2 separate regions of the Homo sapiens genome follow, and region 2 is linked to region 1. A link is a loop called in an ENCODE intact Hi-C map of the cell type or tissue named here. Cell type or tissue: HepG2. All regions are shown on one strand. Each heading gives the region's core, and the rest is flanking DNA. Links, peaks and the distances in the headings are about the cores only.

Evidence for each region. Peaks named below come from ENCODE experiments on the same cell type or tissue, not always from the same donor. Only the 100,000 strongest peaks of a DNase experiment are listed, where the experiment ranks them.
Region 2: it touches region 1 in a loop (5-fold over the local background); 4 of 110 quality-filtered maps call a loop at or near these places.

The regions. Positions count from the first base shown.
Region 1 is chr6:47,305,854-47,315,484 of GRCh38, reverse strand. TNFRSF21 (TNF receptor superfamily member 21) reads left to right here and starts at 5,580. Exons shown (of 6, transcript NM_014452.5): 1 at 5,580-6,069. The coding sequence starts at 5,974. RefSeq lists enhancers at 5,318-5,612, 5,564-5,743, 5,907-6,629 and a silencer at 5,884-6,113. In HepG2, for the core only: a CTCF peak has its summit at 5,435; a DNase peak (open chromatin) is centred at 5,494; H3K4me3 peaks cover 3,783 bases; H3K27me3 peaks cover 2,353 bases.
Region 2 is chr6:47,071,769-47,081,399 of GRCh38, reverse strand. No RefSeq gene overlaps it. Among named protein-coding and RNA genes, the nearest start is that of ADGRF1, 34 kb to the right of the region's middle. In HepG2, for the core only: a CTCF peak has its summit at 8,155; DNase peaks (open chromatin) are centred at 4,399, 5,239, 6,099 and 8,029; H3K4me3 peaks cover 928 bases.

The DNA of each region.
Region 1 (9,631 bases), core at 917-8,916:
AGAAAACTGCTGATCCTGAAATATGTCCAAATTGTAAAAAAGGAAAACACTGGGTTAATCATTGTCACTCTAAGTTTGATAAAGATGGGAACGCGATTTCGGGAAACACCATGAGGGGCCCATCCCGGGCCCAGGTCTAAACCGGGGCATTTCCAGCTCAGGCCATTCCTTCACCCCCGTACAATGTCTGTCGCCTGCCACAGCCAGTAGTGCCATGGTAGATTTATGCTGCACAAAAGCTGTGAGCCTTCTGCCTGGGGAACCCCCGCAAAAGGTCCCAACAGGAGTCTGTGGACCCTTGCCAGCAGGGACGATAGGATTACTTTTAGGAAGGTCTAGTGTAGGTTTAAAAGGGGTACAAATACATACAGGAGTCATTGATTCAGATTACAATGGGGAAATTCAAATTGTTATATCTACTTCTGTTTCCTGGAAAGCAGAGCCAGGAGAGCGCATAGTGCAGCTCCTGATTGTGCCATATGTGGGAATGGGAAAAAGTGAAATTAAATGAACAGGAGGATTTGGAAGCACAAATAAACAAGGCAAAGCAGCTTATTGGGTAAATCAAATTACTGATAGACGTCCTACCTGTGAAATAACTATTCAGGGAAAGAAATTTAAAGGCTTGGTAGATACAGGAGCAGACATGTCAATCATTTCTCTACAGCACTGGCCGTCCACGTGGCCAATTCAACCCACTCAATTTAACATGGTTGGGGTTGGTAAAGCCCCTGAAGTATATCAAAGTAGTTATATTTTGCATTGTGAAGGGCCCGATGGACAACCTGGGACTATTCAACCAATTATAACTTTCTGTACCTATAAATTTATGGGGAAGAGATTTATTACAACAATGGGGAGCACAAATTCTAATTCCAGAACAATTATATAGCCCTCAAAGTCAACATATGATTCATGAAATGGGGTATGTACCCGGAACAGGACTAGAAAAAAAAATTTGCAAGGTTTAAAAAGTTCCCGCCAAAGATTAGGATATCATTTTTGATGGCAGCCATTGTTAAGCCTCCAGAACCTATACCTTTAGAATGGTTAACAGATAAGCCAATTTGGATAGAACAATGGCCGCTAAGTAAAGAGAAACTGGAGGCTTTGGAGAAATTAGTTACTGAACAATTAGAAAATGGGCACATAGCTCCAGCATTTTCTCCTTGGAATTCTCCAGTTTTCGTAATTAAGAAAAAATCAGGTAAATGGAGAATGTTAACTGACTTCAGAGCTATCAATTCAGTTATATAACCTATGGGAGCATTACAGCCAGGATTGCCTTCTCCTGCTATAATTCCAAAAAATTGGGCTTTAATAGTCATAGATTTAAAAGATTGTTTCTTTACTATCCCTTTAGCTGAGCAAGACTGTGAACAGTTTGCATTTACAATTCCTGCAGTAAACAACATGCAGCCTGTTTTCATTGTTTTACAGATGGGTCTAGTAATGGTAAATCTTCTTATTCTGGATCAAAAGGTAAAGTTTTTCAGATGCCCTATACTTCAGTTCAAAAAGCAGAGCTTGTAGCTATAATTGAGGTATTGACTGCTTTTGATATGCCTATTAATGTGATTTCTGATTCTGTTCCTATAATTGGGGCAGAATCAGGTTTACAAAAAAATTGGGGCAGAATCAGGTTTACAAAAAAAATTGGGGCAGAATAGGTTTACAAAAACCTATTTGTAAACAGGATTGGACCCAGTTAGAAAAAATGAACGTACTTGTTTAGGAAGATTGCATTGCAGAACAGGCAGAGGTGCTGCACAACGATTCCTATGGAATCATTATTAATTCGTCCCCTAAGGGGACGTTTAGCTTGAATTGCACCTCTCAGTCTGCATGCCACGGCCACACTATGTTCAGATGATCTGAACAAAACGGTCAGATGGTAGAAATGATAAGAACTACGGCAAAAGTTCCCATTACCTGGAACCATGGTGGTATAGCAGCACCTCAGCCTCAAATGATATAGCCCGCTCTAGGAGCTTAACATAAGGAATTAAAATTAAAAGAACAAATGTTTAAAGCATCGCAGGCACACCTGACCTTAATGCCAGGAACTGGAGTGCTTGAAGGAGTTACAGACAAATTAGCAGCTAGTAACCCATTACAATGGATAAAAACACTTGGAAGCTCTGTGATTTCAATGACGTTTGTGCTTTTAATCTGTGTTGTTTGTCTTTGTATAGTCTGCAGATGTGGAACCTGACTCCTGCGAGAAGTAGCTCACCATGACAAAGCTGCCTTTGCTTTTATCGATTTGCAAATCAGAGAAGGGGGACATGTTGGGAGCAGGCCCCCCAAAATCTGGCCATATACTGGCCTCAGAACTGGCCATAAACAAAATCTCTTTTGCACTGTAACATGTTCATAATGGCCCTAACGCCCAAGCTGGAAGGTTGCAGGTTTACAGGAATGAGGGCAAGGAACACCTGGCCCACCCAGGGCGGAAAACCACTTAAAGGCATTCTTAAGCCACCAACAATAGCTTGAGCGGTCTGTGCCTTAAGGACATGCTCCTGCTGCAGTTAACTAGCCCATCCTATTCCTTTAATTCAGCCCACCCTTCGTTTCCCATAAGGGATGCTTTTAGTTAATCGAATATCTATAGAAACAATGCTAATGACTGGTTTGCTGTTAATAAATATGTGGGTAAATCCCTGTTCGGGGCTCTCAGCTCTGAAAGCTGTGAGACCCCTGATTTCCCACTTCACACCTCTATATTTCTGTGTGTGTGTCTTTAATTCCTCTAGCGCCACTGGGTTAGGGTCTCCCCAACGGAGCTGGCATTTTCCTGCCAACTTTCTGTCATTCCCTCATAGATCGGCTCAGGATGTTTGTCATGCAGCAGTCATTTCTCAAAATGTGGACAATTGTTATTTTCATTATAAAGAACATGAAATTTTACTAGACCTTCTGAAAGTGTGCAGGATAAGTTAAAAAAATAATTAAGACAAGATGGTAAATCTGGTGATTTCTTTTTTTTTTTTTTTTTTTTTTTTTGAGACGGAGTCTCGCTCTGTCGCCCAGGTCGGACTGCGGACTGCAGTGGCGCAATCTCTGGTGATTTCTTCAGTATCCAGATGTATATATCAGATTTTTAACAAGAAAGATAAAATAGAAAAAAATGAAAGGTTAGGAAAGCATTAATTGGAATGTACTAAGGACGAGGAAAGAATTAGCAATGATTTTTGAGGTTGGAAAACTAGAAAAATTGTACAACATTGGCAGAAAGAGAGAAAGTCCAAAGGTAGGATGGAGGGTGGAGATAGAGTAATTTTTATGGCAAAGATGACATTGGATTAACTCATTTAGGCCTTCCTTTAAAATTTAGCTATAATTATGATTTATCAACACATATCTCCTCTTTCCTTGGAACTTTGGGAGAAACTTCCTTATGTATCATTGAATTTTTATCCTTTCCCAGAAAACAGACATGTCTAAGTTACCACATTGAAAATGTGGCAATGAATTATTTAATGGTTGCAGCATTGTTACTTCAAAATGGAAGGCATGTATACATTTCAATTCAAAGTAATAAAATTTCACACTGCATCTAGATTCAAATTATCTATAATCTATCACTCTATAGAGGGACATGTATTTAAATGTTAGTAGTAAACAGAATTGAGTAAATTTTTTCATCTCTCAAAATGTATATTAAATTTCAACTTGATATGATCAATGGAACACCAGGAATTCATGAAGTTTCAAAGTGGTCCAAGCACAAATAAACAATTTTCTTTTAGTTTTAGGAAGACAAATAGTTGAGAAGAACTTCTTATACCTGCATAGTAACCCAGACACTAAACTCTAAAGTTGCCCAACTCTTTAGAGCAAATCAATCATATATTACCACGAAAAATGTGAGTTTGGATGCAAGGAGTAAAATGGACTAAATAAAAACGTATTTGAAGCTCCTCCTCCTCTTTAATACCTATGTAACTTCTTAAAAAAAAACAACCCAACCTTATAATAGTATTGGCCAGTCATTTGAATTTTTGAAGAAAAAATTGATACAGTTATGCATGAAAACACAGCATCTATCCCTCACTCTTTCAACTTCTGAAAATAGCTAGAGAGTGGCAAGTCCAACCATCATCCTTTCCCCAAAACTCCATAATTAATGGTAATATTTTCTAGAACTCCTTTGAATTTCACTAGAGGTTATATATTGTAGCTTTTTTCCCACTCTAACATTTATAGACAATACTGACAAATGTTTGAAATAATAGATTGGAATTAACCCTCATATTAATTTTAGCTTCTACCAAAGTGTGCATAGAGCAAAGAATCAAAGGACAACATGTTAACTAATAAAGCAAATAATTGGTACCTATGACTTAGCAAGTTACCTTTATTAGCACTGGGTGTTGGATCTTGAAACTGATAGTTTAAAAAGTGTGATTCTTTTGAAATGGGACCAAAGGAGCCTAGGATAAGCCCAGCACCATAGGGCTCCCAATTGAGGGGTGTGGACTGGATGGCTGAAGAGGTAATATCAATACAGTGTGCCATGTGCTGTCAGTACCTAGATGATGGATAACACGATACCAGAAATGGTGGCCACAGTCAGGAGACTCGGCCTTCCCCCAGGTGAAACAAAGAAAAGGATAACAGCTGCTCTCTTACATTCAGAAGTGTGTGAGATACCAACATCCACGAGAATATTCCAGTTCTCCTTCTGAAGCAGAATACTACCTATTCTACCACCCACATCCTGACAAGGCCTTTGGAAATCAACTCAAAAATTTTTAGCATTATTTTTTGGGGGAAGGGTGATTAAAAAAAATCTCAGGGATAATCCGATTCAAAACTCTTGATTTTTAAATTAGGAAAATGCATCTTTTGATACATTTCAAGGAGTTCAAAAGTCCCTCCAAGACCATCCATGGACCCAACACCAATGACTCTGGGTTTTAAATCCTTTTAGTTTGGATTTCCTTAATTGCATTCATAAGCCCATATTAAAATTAAAATATAAAAAATTAAAATCTTTGCCCCATATTAAAATCACCCTGAAAACTTAAAAAACAAACAAACAACAACAACAACAAACCTCAATGCCCAGACCAGATCCTGTCCTGTTCCAATTAAATCAGAGTCTCTAGAGGTGGGACCCAAGAATCAATATATATGTTTTGAACTCTCCAGGTGATTCCACAGGGCAGCAAAGTTTGAGAAGCAACACACAGGTCTCCTTTTTCGTCACGCAGTTGATCTAAGTGCTCTGTGGTCTATTCACCATCGCTCTCTGATTTAATCATCGTGTCCGAAACAATGGAAAGGCGTATGTAGCTGAAATAATTTAGTTGGAATTATCTCGGAAAAAATAAGTAAAGTTAGATCAGGAGTGAGATGCTTTCTCAGCGCTTTCCCTGGGTCAACAGGCGCGTGCAATTTCCTCAGCGAACGCCAAGGGGCACCCTCTCCCTCCCCGCTCTACCTGGAACGCCTTCGCCTTTCCAACCGCACAAAGAGCCCGGCCTCCTCCCGGGTGACATCACAAAGGGCCGGTCCCCCGCCCCTTCGGCGCCACCACGTGTGTCCCTGCGCCCGGTGGCCACCGACTCAGTCCCTCGCCGACCAGTCTGGGCAGCGGAGGAGGGTGGTTGGCAGTGGCTGGAAGCTTCGCTATGGGAAGTCGTTCCTTTGCTCTCTCGCGCCCAGTCCTCCTCCCTGGTTCTCCTCAGCCGCTGTCGGAGGAGAGCACCCGGAGACGCGGGCTGCAGTCGCGGCGGCTTCTCCCCGCCTGGGCGGCCGCGCCGCTGGGCAGGTGCTGAGCGCCCCTAGAGCCTCCCTTGCCGCCTCCCTCCTCTGCCCGGCCGCAGCAGTGCACATGGGGTGTTGGAGGTAGATGGGCTCCCGGCCCGGGAGGCGGCGGTGGATGCGGCGCTGGGCAGAAGCAGCCGCCGATTCCAGCTGCCCCGCGCGCCCCGGGCGCCCCTGCGAGTCCCCGGTTCAGCCATGGGGACCTCTCCGAGCAGCAGCACCGCCCTCGCCTCCTGCAGCCGCATCGCCCGCCGAGCCACAGCCACGATGATCGCGGGCTCCCTTCTCCTGGTGAGCGCTTGCGTGGACCGGGGGTGGCGGCGGCGCCGGAGCAGAAGGAACCGCTCTCCGGGAGCCGGGCGGGTCACCGGGCCGGGGCTTAGGGAGGCGCGGGGCCCGGCCGACTGGGTTACGGGCACTGAGGGGTTTCCAAGGGAAGGCAACACACCAGAGGGCCTCGACTAGGTTATTTGGGGGAATCTCAGGGCTCAGCCGGGGCTGGGGAATGAAGACGAATTGTTTTCCTTGCAGTCTGGCTTTGCTGGAGGAGACGCTAGAGGTAGCCGCCCAGCTTCTGCGCATTTGAGGGCTTTTCCCCCTACTCGGCCTACCTCGCGCTCCCCACGCCCGCAGCCACAGCCCCCCACCCATCGGCCACTGCCCCTCTGCGTGGTGTGGGGCCTCGCCGCGGTGTGGGGCTCCCACGGCCGGCCGAGGCCGGCGCTTTGTTGCAGCTGCAATGTCATGTCGGGATGCTACCGCAGTGGAAGACAGTGGTACCGGTGCGCGCCGGACACCGGAGACCTCCGGGTGCTGTCGCGCGGTGCATTCCCGAGCAGGGCGCAAGCCGCCCCCTCCTCAATCCCTTTACCCTCTCTCTTCCCTCTTGGCTCGGGTGGGGTCTCAGGTTCTGTATGCCGAAATATCACCCTTAGACCCACTCTCCGGCGCCTCCAAAGCGCCGGCTTCCAGCCAGCCAGCGCGCCGGCACTGGAATGGGGGGAGGGGGAAGGAGATGTGTGTGAAGGAAGATGAATTTTCTACAGTCTTTCCGATCCCTCGTTTACCTGTGGCTAGGCAGGTGACCCTGCAGGGTGGTGCAGTCTCCCTCATCGTCTAAGCTGCATCCACATCTCGGGTCAATCATCTTGACCAAAAACTTACCCTCAACTTCCCCCAAATTCCCTCCCTTTATTTCCAAATATTGGGGTGAAGGGGCAAGTTAGGTGGAAGAAAATTTGAGATCAAACCCTTGAGCTTCCCTTGCCTATCTTTTATCACTGCAGGAGGGATGGAAATTCTTAGCTAAAAACCGAACAAAAAAACCCCCAAGAAACAAGAGCTTGTTTTCACGACAGGGCTGTGTAAGGGAAAAGCAGGCTTGCTGTCTCCTTCCCCAAAAGGGCTTAACGCCTGGCCAGCCAAGAACTGCTTAGATCTCAGGACATTGCAGTTGCTATGGCCTGGGAATTCATCCTACAGACACTCTGGTTCCTTGTGTGTGTGTTTTAAGAGGAAGAGAGAGACTAAATAAAAGTTTGTTACTGTTAGCATTTATAATGAGGCAAGTCCCAGTCTCCCTTCAGAAACTCTTTTCTGCCCACTTATTAATGGCATGGCCAAGGTTTATATCTTTGAAACAAGTGAAACAAGTGTGGTGGATGGTAAGCAGTAGTCGGGGAGTCTCTTGGGACAATGAACCTGGATTGACAGTCTTGGTGTGGAGAGAAACACATCTAGGTCCATGGGAACACTGATCCTAGTTCAGTGGAGTGAGAACTATCATCATTTCCTTTTTCACAGCTTTAGATCCACTACTATCCACTACTATGTTTCAGGTGCTTCTAACACATCTGATTATTATATGCCTCACAGAGTCCATTCCCAGATTAAATCTTAAGTCATTGTGCAATACTCCATTTATTTTACCTTTTAGCATGAGGTAGGTAATTAAACAAAGGTCTTGATGTAATCAAATGGTAGGTTGCCTTAACTAACTGAGAAAGGGCCCAGCTCCTTTTCTTGAATCATCAGGCTAGGCACCCTGGCTTATGCCTGTAATCCCAGCGTTTTGGGCGGCCAGGGTGGGAGGATTGCTTGAGTCCAGGAGTTCGAGATTTGCCTGGGCAACATAGTGAGACCCCATCTCTACAAGAAATTAGGTGGGTGTGGCGGTGGTGTGCGCCTGTATGCCCAGCAACTCAGGAGGCTGAGGTGGGAGGATGGCTTGAGCCCAGGATGTTGAGGCTGCAGTGAGCTGTGACCATGCCACGGCACTCCAGCTTGAGTGACAGAGTGAGACCCTGTCTCCAAAACCAAAATAAAAAATAAGTCATCAAACTCAACCTACCCTAAAAATTGTGCACTGGATTTGCAACTAAAGACCTGACAATTTAAGTTTGGCTACTTTGAAAAAGATAAAATTTATAATGGGGCTTAGGAGCAGTCTCAAGTTGATAACCAATACAGGATTCCTTATTCTTCTGCTAGCTATGCTAAAAAGACTTCAGGTAAATTCATGAAATGGCATGAGGTTCAGCCCTTCATCCTGAAGGGTGACTGGAGGGTGTGCCAGGAATCAGTAGAGACTATGTTATAATCCCCATCCAGGGTGGGGAGGAAATGCCTTTTGTCTTTCACATTCTTATTCTGCATGCCCAAGTCCACAGCACAGGCTTTGTTAATGTATAAAATGATGATCTCATGATACTGTTCCAAGAAGTATTTATCCCATTGGGATCCTTGGCCATGTGAACATAACGGACATCAGGTACTGGAGCCTGGGTACACGTGGCAGGGTACTCAGAACACTACTGGGGGAGGTGGGCAAGTTAGTGGCCTGCCCACGTATTACAGTTAGATTAAAAAGTAATAATCCCAGTAAAATGTTCTATTTATTATGTCTTTTAATGCTCTTCTTTCAAATATCTCCCTTTTTGTGTGATAATATTTATTGTCATCATTTTTGTGTTATGACTTTTTGTTTGTCATGACCGGCTAACTGCATGAAAAATAGCTTACTATAAGCTTATAAAAATACAAATATATAGGTACACAATATGATATAATATATACACATGTATATAGCAATTGTATATGTATAGAGAGAGCAATTGCTACATGCCAGGTGCTTTGTATACAGTATCTCATTTATTCATAGCATCTTTGTGAAGCAGGTGATATTGTCTCCTTTTTATAGTTGAGAAAATGGAAGCTCCCAGAACTTCATTGGTTTGTCCCAGGCCACACAGCTTGCACGTGATATTGCTGGGGCCAGAACCCAGGACTGCCTGGCTCTTCAGCTCATGTCCTCCCTTAGCCCTGTGCCACACTGCGTGTTTCACAAGTCCAAATTGCTTGATAATGAAATGTAACAACAGAGAAGGCTCACTGGGGAAAAGTTAAGAAGGTGGTTTGGTTTGTTACAGAACGTGAATGAGAATTACAGGAATGCCTTTGGAAGGAAGTATTCTTGCTGCTTGCACTTCTATTTCTGATGAGTGTCTGCATGATAATAGAAAGTAAAACATACACTGAAAGACAAGAGCTGGGTTCAAAAGTCTGGGGCTCAGGTGGACAAAACATTCTTGTTGCTCGACACCCAGTAAGTCTAGTGTGCATGATTGTGCTTTGTCTTCAGAATCTAAGCTTACCTTCCACCATCTTGACTTTACCAATTGTACTATTCTGCCTGAGACACTTACCCTTGCTATATCATATCTCTGTAAGGCAGAGACAAGATCCATGAGAGCTTTAGGTTTGTGCCAGTGATAAGGAATGCTCTAGAATGGCTTGCCCAGAGTGACACTACTTAGTCAGAGATGCCCCTTGCCCTCGGGGAGCTCGCTTTAAC
Region 2 (9,631 bases), core at 1,154-9,153, 230 kb after region 1:
CAGAAGAGAGTAGTGGCTTCAGAATTTCTGTGTAGGAAGACAGCAAACTGGTTGGAAAGTGACAACTATAGAGAACTGAGTCAATGTTTCTTTGCAAAACATTTTACTTTTATTGAGGTTTGTTCTAATCAAAGATGAAAGACGAAAAGCTAAGGCACTGAAGTAAATGTTGGTGCCTGAGATCGTTTGTATTTTCCAAAGGTCCCCACAATATATCTTATCCCACATGTTCTTCCTACAATGTGATGTTGGCCCTCCTGCCACTGAGTGGTGAAGTCTGTGTTTCCTGCTGTCTGTCATGGGCTGAATTGTGCCCCCCACAAATATTTGTGTGTTGAAATCCTAACACCTAGTACCTCAGAATACAAACTTATTTGGAATTAAGGTTTTTAAAGAGGTGATTAAATTAAAATGAGTCTTTAGGGTGGGCTCTTATCTATAAGGACTAGTGTCTTTTTTTTTTTTTTTTTTAAGAGACTGAATCTCACTCTCAGTCTGCACGCTGGAGTGCAGTGGTATGACCATAGCTCACTGCAGCCTCAACCTCGTGTTCAAGTGATCCTTCTGCCTCAGCCTCCAGGGTAGCTAGGAATACATGCTGTCACGCCTGACCTGGCTTATTTTTTAAAAAATTTTTTGTAGAGATGGGGTCTTGCTATGTTGCTAGCTATGTCTCTAGCTCCTGCCTCAAACAATTCTCCTGTCTTGGCCTCCCAAAATGCTGGGATTACAGGCATGAGATACTGTACCCAGATAAGGACTAGTGTTTTTATAAGAAAAGGAAATTTGGAGACACAGAGAAACACTAGACATGTATACACACAGAGAGATGATGATGTGAGAACACAGTAAAAAGGTGGCCATCTGCAAGCCAAGGAGAGTTCCCCCAGAGAAACCAACCCTACCAACACCCCAATCTTGGACTTTCAGCTCCAGAATTGTGAGAAAATATAGTTTCTATTGTTTAAGCCACCTGGTCTGTGGTATTAGGTTACAGTAACCCTAACAGACTAACACACCTCCTATCTTAGTTCAGGCTGCTGTAACAAAATGCTATAGACTGTGTGGCTTAAATAGCAGACGTCTATTTTTCACAGTTCCTGAGACTGGGAAGTCCAAGATCAGGATGCCGGCATGGCTGGCTTCTGGTGGAGGCCCTCTCCCTGGCTCGCAGACAGCCATCTTCTAACGGTGTCCTCAAGTGGTGGAGAGACAGAGGGCTCAGTTTTCTTTCTCTTATAAGAGCACCAATCCCATCATGGGTACTTCGCCCTCATGACCTTATCTAAATCTAATCATCTCCCAAGGCTCCTACCTCCAAATCCCATCCCACTAGGGACTAGAACTTCAACATATGAATTCTGGGGGGACACAGACATTCAGTCCATAGCACTTCTCTTTGAATCTGGCTGGTCCTTTATGGGTGCCTGGACCAATACAGTAAGGCAGAAGTGACACTGTGACTTTCAAGGATAGGTCATAAAAATACCAAGTGCGTTCCCCTTGTTCTCTCGAAATGCTCCTTCTTGGAATCCAGAGCCATGAGGAGGAGAGGCCACCTTGTGGAGAAACCACGTATAGGTGTTCTAGCCTAAAGCCAACACCATCGTGAGCCTTCAGATGACTTCAGTCCTCAGCAGTCATCGTCACCCCCGAGTGTTCAAGCTACACCAGCTGATACCATGTAATATAGTGACAAGTTGTCCAGCCAAGCTTTGCTCACATTGTAGATTCGTAAGGGAAATGAATGATTGCTGTTGTTTTCCGTGACTAAGTTTGGGGTGGTTTTTTACCCAGCACCTAGGTCCCTTTTACTGAGCCAGTGTATCCATCCTTCACCAGATAAGAGTGTGGGCTGCTAACAGTTTACAGCTGCTCCTTCTTCCTTCAGAGAATTACTATAGGCTGACTGGAGTCCCAAGGGAGGTTACGTTCACCACCCTCAGCCCAGGGGCAGCCTGCAGCCAATGAGCGGTACATAGGTGGTCCCCTTGCCTGAAGCAGAACCAACTCTGGGGTACATTTCACGCTCCCTGAGATTAGGGTGAAGCCGGAGCTCAGGTGAGGACATTCTTGTCTAGCTCTTTCCCTGCTCCGTCTCCTTCCTGCTCTCCCTTTCTTCTGAGACTCCCCTCAATAAATCGCATGTGCTGAAATCCCTGTCTCAAACGCTGCATCTAGGTGTCTGATCTAAAACAGGGACAAACGGGAGATATTAGGCAGAGTCAGGGAGAAATCTTCCCCAGCCATCTGTTGATGGCTCTGCTGCCCAGACATATCTTGTTAATATTTTACTATACATGAAATTATCTAATACTTGTAAAGCATTTAGTAAATTCCCCAGCTTATAGTAAGCACTCAATAAGTGTTAGCCATTATTACCATATCTCTCAGTACTTTTTTTTGTTTTTTTTTTTTGAGACAGGGTCTCACTCTGATGCCTAGGCTGGAGTGCAGTGGCATGATCTTGGCTCACTGCAACCTCTGCCTCCGGGTACAAGTGATTCTCCTGCCTCAGCTTCCTGAATAGCTTAGATTGCAGGTATGTGCCACCATGCCCAGGTAATTTTTGTATTTTTAGTAGAGACTGGGTTTCACCATGTTGGCCAGGCTGGTCTCAAACTCCTGGCCCCAGTGATCTGCCCGCCTGGCCTCCCAAAGTGCTGGGACTACAGGTATGAGCCACCACGCCCAGCCTCCGAGTACTTTTTCTATATTTAATAATAATGTCTATTGAGTACATATTATATGTCAGGCACTGTTTGAATTATATTTCATGTATAACCTACTTAGTTCTCACAACAAGCTTATTTGGTAACAGGTAATATTATGATTGAGGCAAATGAGTCTCAAAGAAATTAAATAACTGATCCAAAGATATACAGGAAATAAGAGACAGAACTGCAAGTGTTATACATATGCTCATATTATATTTTAATAGTCAGTTCACTAACCTTTTTGTGACCAATTGCCTAAGTGTGAAGCAGGATACTTCACTGCATTTTAAAGAGCTACGAATATGTATAGTGGTTCACTGCAGCTCTTACTTCATTCTCCTATCCTGGGAGCTACCATGCTCACAGACTTCTTGGTAACATCATTTATTTTGATTCTTTCTTACTGAAGTGCCTCACCTCTTCTCTCTACTTATCTAAACCTAACTATCCTTTAACATTCACTTCAAAGCCTATCTCTCCAAACATGAAATCCCATGTTAATTACTTCACTATTCACAATAGCCCAAATGCAGAAATGTCCATCAATGGATAAATGGATTTAAAAAATGGGCTATACACATAATATGGAATATTATTCAGCCTTAAAATGGAAGAAAATCCTGCAATATGTGACACCACAGATGAACCTGAAGGACATTAGGCTAAGCGAGATAATCCAGTTACAGAAGGACAAATGTTTCATGATTCCACTGATACGAAGGATCTGAAAAATAGTCAAATTCATGGAAGCACAGAATAGAATTGTGGTTGCCAGGGGCTAGGAGGAGAGGCAAACGAGGAGTTGCTGTTCATTGGGTATACAGTATACAGTCTCAGTTATATAAGAAGAATATATTCTAGAGATCTAGTGTGCAACATCATGCCTATAGATAACAATACTGTATTATACACTAAAATGTGTTAAGAAGATAGATCCCAGGTTAAGTATTTTTACCACAATAAAATTTAAAAGAAAAAAAAGAAAACCCTAAGTTCTATTCGTCCATGTTGTTTTACCTGATTTCTGATGCACTTGCTCATTTCTTCTGCAGTGAACTCCTTCAGTATTTATTGGATATGTAAGTTATTTCTGCCTCTATTTCCTGCCACTGCTGATCCCTATACTGATGATTCTGTTTCCATCAGTCACACTGAGAGCATTTTGAAGGCAGGAGCAAAACTTATGTATTTGTTATTTCTCCAGTATCTTGCATAGTGCCTGTGACAAGGCAGATTCTTGATAGAATTTTGTTGATTGCATGAATAAATCAATAAACTATTTCATAGATGTGCATGTTTCCTATCTTTAATCTCAATTATAAGATCGTCGAAGTCCAGACCTGGTTTTTAATTTCTTTTGTCCCTCATTATGTTCAACAAATGCTAGATCTGTTGCAGAAATACTCATGGAACTGAACTAGAATTGTCTGCCCTGAAGGATTGGTCACATTTTACTCTTGCTCTGGGAAAAGGATAACTCTCTGTCAAAGGGAAGCAGTCCCACGTGAAAGCCTACATGGAATTAGCAAAATATTTAATCTCTGAGCTTGCTGCACAGCCTGCTCTATGTGTACTGTTTCTATAACTCTGCATGTGACCAAATGTCCTTGAGTTGACCTTGTGGGGATATGTAAACCGTGGGACTCAAGGAGGGATGTTTGTGGGAGGAGGGGATCATGTGATGTGGAGCAAACTTTATTTGCAATTCCCTGACTCTAGAGTGATTTCTGGGAAGTGGCAAGAGGTGACTCCACAAAGAGCCTTGCCGGCTTCTACAAAGACTTGACTTTTTGTGGGGATGGCATTCTGCCAGGCTGAGAGGAAGTAGAAAGTAAAGGGGCAGCTCACTCCAGGTCCCATCCTGACTCGCACCAGTTTTTTAATGCCAGTTTTTAGCATGAAGCTTCTCCTTCACAAGCTGAAGGCTGAGCTAAAGGAATACTGGTATGACCCTTTGTACCGAAGACCGAACTCATTCATTTCTATAAATAAAAACCAATTTTAAAAATGCATCAAGGAGCTTGCTATTCAGAGTATCACAGTGCATACTTTTGCAGCGTGAACTGTCTGATCCCCCTCAACTTTATCACTTTCGTAAACATACATGATCAATATTGTAGTTTGTTCAAATAAATTTATGCTCATTTTCGATGAATAGAAAAAGGCCACAAGGTACAAGGGACTTAGGAAAGTACATGAAGCTTTAGAGAATATTTCAAACTTGTTCCTATTGGGGTGCTTGGATAGCTTCAATTTCAACTTCGAGGTTATTATATGTGCATGCTGCTGTCAGCTAGAAGAGATGAAGCCTCCATGGTTTGGGGTCAGGGTTGGAATAGGGTAGGGAGAAGTTCTGGGCAATTCGCAGCTGTAGGAAGTGCGTGTTCTCTCTTAATTTTGTTTACTTAAAAAGAGAAAAAGAAATCCACATGTCTCTTTGAAGCCCTGTGGGACTGTTTTCACTGTGAGCACACAGAGAAAGCCTGGGATTGTTCCTGGAATGCTGGTCTCACCATTTATTGTCCTTGAATTTAATGCCTGCTTTGCATTTGGGATAAAGATTCATTCATTCCTGTGCCAAGAAATAAAGAATCCCATTGTCTTCCTGCCCAAATTGTTCCAAGACCATCTTTTTTTCCAAGGCCAACAAGCCCAGATAACATCTTGCATGGCCCCATGATCTGGTGTCCAAAAGGACGTTGTACCCTCTCTTGTCAGAGCTTTTCCGCCACAATACTGTTACACAGAGTAGACCTGCTCCTCTCAGCACCAGAAACCTCATCTCTTTCACAGGGATCCTTAATCACCTCTGCAGATTGCCAAACCAGACATACTGCAATTCACTGAAATGACGGCCGTGTCATTTTAATAGAGTGGTGAGCCCTTGGTGGCTGCCGACTAGATCCAGGGGGAGAAATGAGTGTTGCTGTTTTGCATGCTGTGACATGCTTTATCTCAGAATATTCCTTGATTACTCACAAGAATAAAGGCCAGTTTAATTAAAATGAACACAGAAGTATGAAAAAATCACGGGCAAAAGGGGTTCCAAATAAGTTGGTGATTTCTTCAAGCTAAAACCACCCCCAGGGGCTGCAGCCTAAACACATTTCTTTTTCCTTTCTAACAGAATGTTCCTGTTCATTTAGAGGGTTTAATTCCAACCATCATGAAAATGGCCACGTTGTTTCTTCCACATCCCTTCCACATCTGCCCTCCTAAACCTTCATCCTTTCCTTCAAGCCTTCCTCTGCCAAAGAGCTACTGGCCTCCAACTTCTGAGAGAAAATGGAAGATATGCCCCCTCCTCCCCGCCTCTCTCTTCCTTCAGTTTCACACAAAGACAGTCTTTCTCCAGTTTACTGCTAGTCCCGCCTCTTGTATTCCTCATCCAAATGTCTCCTCTAGGAACTTGTTCCAAGTTATTTCTGCTTTCCATTGCATCGTCCTTTTCTCTTTCAACTGGCTCCATTTCCATGTGCTATAAAAATGCTCAGTTCTCTTTCATCTTTTTTTTTTTTTTTTTTGAGATAGAGCTTTGCTCTGTTGCCCAGGCTGGAGTGCAGTGGTGCGATCTCGGCTCACTGCAACCTCCGCCTTCCAGTATCAAGCGATTCTCCTGCCTCAGCCTCCCGAGTAGCTGGGATTACAGGCACTCACCACCATGCCCAGCTAATTTTTGTATTTTTAGTACAGATTAGGTTTCACCATGTTGGCTAGGTTGGTCTTGAACTCCTAACCTCGTGATCCACCCGCCTCATCCTCCCAAAGTGCTGGGATTACAGTCGTGAGCCACCACGCCCGGCCCTCCTTCATCTTTTAAAAACACCCCTCCTCACCTTTACTTAACCTGTGTCTTTCTCCTCTTCTTCCCCAATACTTTTCCTTCTTCCCTTCCCCTCCTGGATAAGGTCCTTCAAAGGATCCTTTCTATTGGACATGTCTACTCCTACCTACATTTTGCAGGCTATATTTTCCACAACATTGGTTTCCTCTTTAAACCCTCAGCCTCCCACACAACAACTCTCCCACTCGTAGCCCACAATTCCAATGAAATGGTTCTGAAACAAGGCACGAAATATCTTCTTTATTTTCTTTTTTAAAAAATAAATTTTGTTATGTATATTTGAGGTTTGCAACAGATAGATAGTAAAATGGTTACTGCAGTGAAGCAGATTAACAGGTCTATCATCTCATACAGTTACATTTTGAAAATGACCTTCTAATTGTTAAAGGCAAAGGACTTGTTTTAGCCTCACCTTGTTTGGATTTTTACATAGTATTTGTCTCCATCAATTACTTTTTGAAATTCTACTCTTGATTTCCATGACACCATCACCTCTTACTTCTCCTTCTCGAGAATTTCTCCCTACCCTATTCCAACCCTGACCCCAACCCAAGGAGCCTTCATCTCTTCTGGCTGACAGCAGCATGCATATATAATGACCTTGAAGTTGAACTTGAAGTTCCCAACAGGAACAAGTTTGAAATATTCTCTAAAGCATCATGAACTTTCCTAAGCCCCTTGTACCTTATGGCCTTTTTCTATTCATCGAAGATGAATACTTTTCCTTCTCACTCTCTGATGATTCCTTCCCACCCCCATCCCCAGATTCCTTAGGGTCCTTGGGTCTCATCCCTTCTCAATCTCCTGTGGCAATTTCCTCCATGTCCATGGTTCCATCTTCTACCTACATACTGATGGCCCCTATATTTATATCTCCACCCCAGACTTTCCCCCTAAGTTCCAACTGTTTCCTTCAAGATCTCTTCCCCTTGGCAGCTCAAACTCAACACACCCCAAATTGCACTTACCTTTCCTATAAATCTTGTACCCCAATCTGCAGAATGACACCACCATTTAAATCGGAAACCTGGGGGTCATCCTCCCTCTTCCTCTTTCCTTCACCTCCTATGGTTTCCTAGTCAGTTACCACATCTTGTAGACCTGACCTTCCTTGGCAACTCTGATATGTATTTGGTGCTCTCCTCCTCTGTTCCTGTCTTTTTCTTGTATTATTAAAATGCTCCTCTTGCCTCTGGGTTTTTGCGTGTGCGTGTGTGTGTGTGTGTGTGTGTGTGTGTGTGTCTGCAATCGATCTTCCTTAAAGCAGCTGGAGTGAAATTCCTTCAATGGCTTCCTGTTGCTTTTAGGATGCAGTGCATACTCCACAGGGGAAGCAAAAAACCCTATTATCATCTAGCCCCAGCCTGCCCCTCAGCTCTCCATTTATCTCTCACCCACACCTCTTGCACCACAACACACAGACCACAAGCTAAACATATGCTCTATTTTCACTTTGCCCAGATTGACCTCTCTCTATTTACCTTTCCTTATTTGTCTCGTTGCTCAATTTTTCTCTGCCCCCAACCCTCATCTATGCCACATTACCTAAAAATCTGTGTTTTAAGACCCAACTCCAGGGTTATTTCATCTCTAACCACTAGGAGGCTTTTCTTGAATAATACCCCACCCCTACCTCCAGGTACAGCCATTCCCTCCTTTAAACCTCATGGCACTCTGTACATTCTTGAACTTGGATGCCATTGTCCTTTATTACCACCATTGTTCATTTTTGTTTCAGCACTTTTCACAGTGCCAGAATGGAATAAATGTTTCTCTGAATCAGTGAATGGACTCTTAGCATTTCCAGTCTTACAAGGGCAACTTACAAATCTCAAGTAGCAACCGTGGATCAGTTTTGCTCTACAAGATAACTGCCATGAGAAAGGAGATAAAGCTATCTGGCTTGCCTGAGATTTTCAATAACCAAGAGTATGAGTTTTCTCTTAGTTAGCATTTGTGGAGTGCTTACTGAGGGTTAGGTTGTGTGAGAACATTCTCTGCTGTTAGCCAAACATTAAAATAGCTCTTTCAGGATAAGTGCTTTTAATGCTCTTTAATACTTTGAAGATAATTGTAATTTGGGGTTAGGAAACACTTTAGCAATTTAAATTTATAAGTTGTTCAAATTGAGTTTGCATTTTATTTTTACAGGCTAGCAACATAACTAATTTGAATTTGTGCTTTGCTATTTCATTTTTTCAAGCACAGGCCTCACTCCTTGGTAGCTAGGAGGAACACATTCTTAGGTGCCCCGATGTAGAATATTTGCCTAATGGTGTCAGAGAAAAGAAGTCATAGCTGAACCTATTTACTGAGTATTTCCTCTGTACTAGGCACTTTCTTCATATTATCTCATTTAATCCTTACAACAACCCTTGTGTGCAGGGATTCATTTACATAAAAGGAAACTGAGGCTCTGTGCATGCCATTCAATGGAGAGATCCCTCTCCAGCAAAGGGTGTTCATCAAGAGAGTTGTTGGCCGGGTGTGGTGGCTCATGCCTGTAGTCTCAGCACTTTGGGAGGCCAAGGTGGGTGGATCACTTGAGGTCAAGAGTTCTAGACCAGCCTGGCCAACATAGTGAAACCCAGTCTCTACTAAAAATATAAAAATTAGCTGGGTATAGTGACATACACCTGTAATCCCAGCTACTCAGGAGGCTGAGGTGGAACAAAATCACTTGAACCCGGGAGGCAGAGGTTGCAGTGAGCCCAGATTGCACCACTGTACTCCAGCCTGGGTGACAGAGTGAGACCCTGTCTCAAAAAAAAAAAAAAAAAAAAAGAGACTTCTTTGCTCCTGGAGATATTTTTGGGCAGGCAGTGGGATAAGGAGGCAATGGTGTTTGTCTGGGATCTTTTCCAACCACTGGCCTTCAGTACCTGCCAAGTATCCTGGGTCTCACCCTTCCCTGAGACCCTCATCCTTTTGTAACCACCAACGAGAAAGGCCTGATTGTGTCATCTACCCTGATTTGTGGCACCATCTGTTTCCATGTTCCCTGACTACTTTGGGTGCTAGTTTGTTTAATCCTCTGAAATTCAACACTCTTGAAATTCAACTTGAGCCA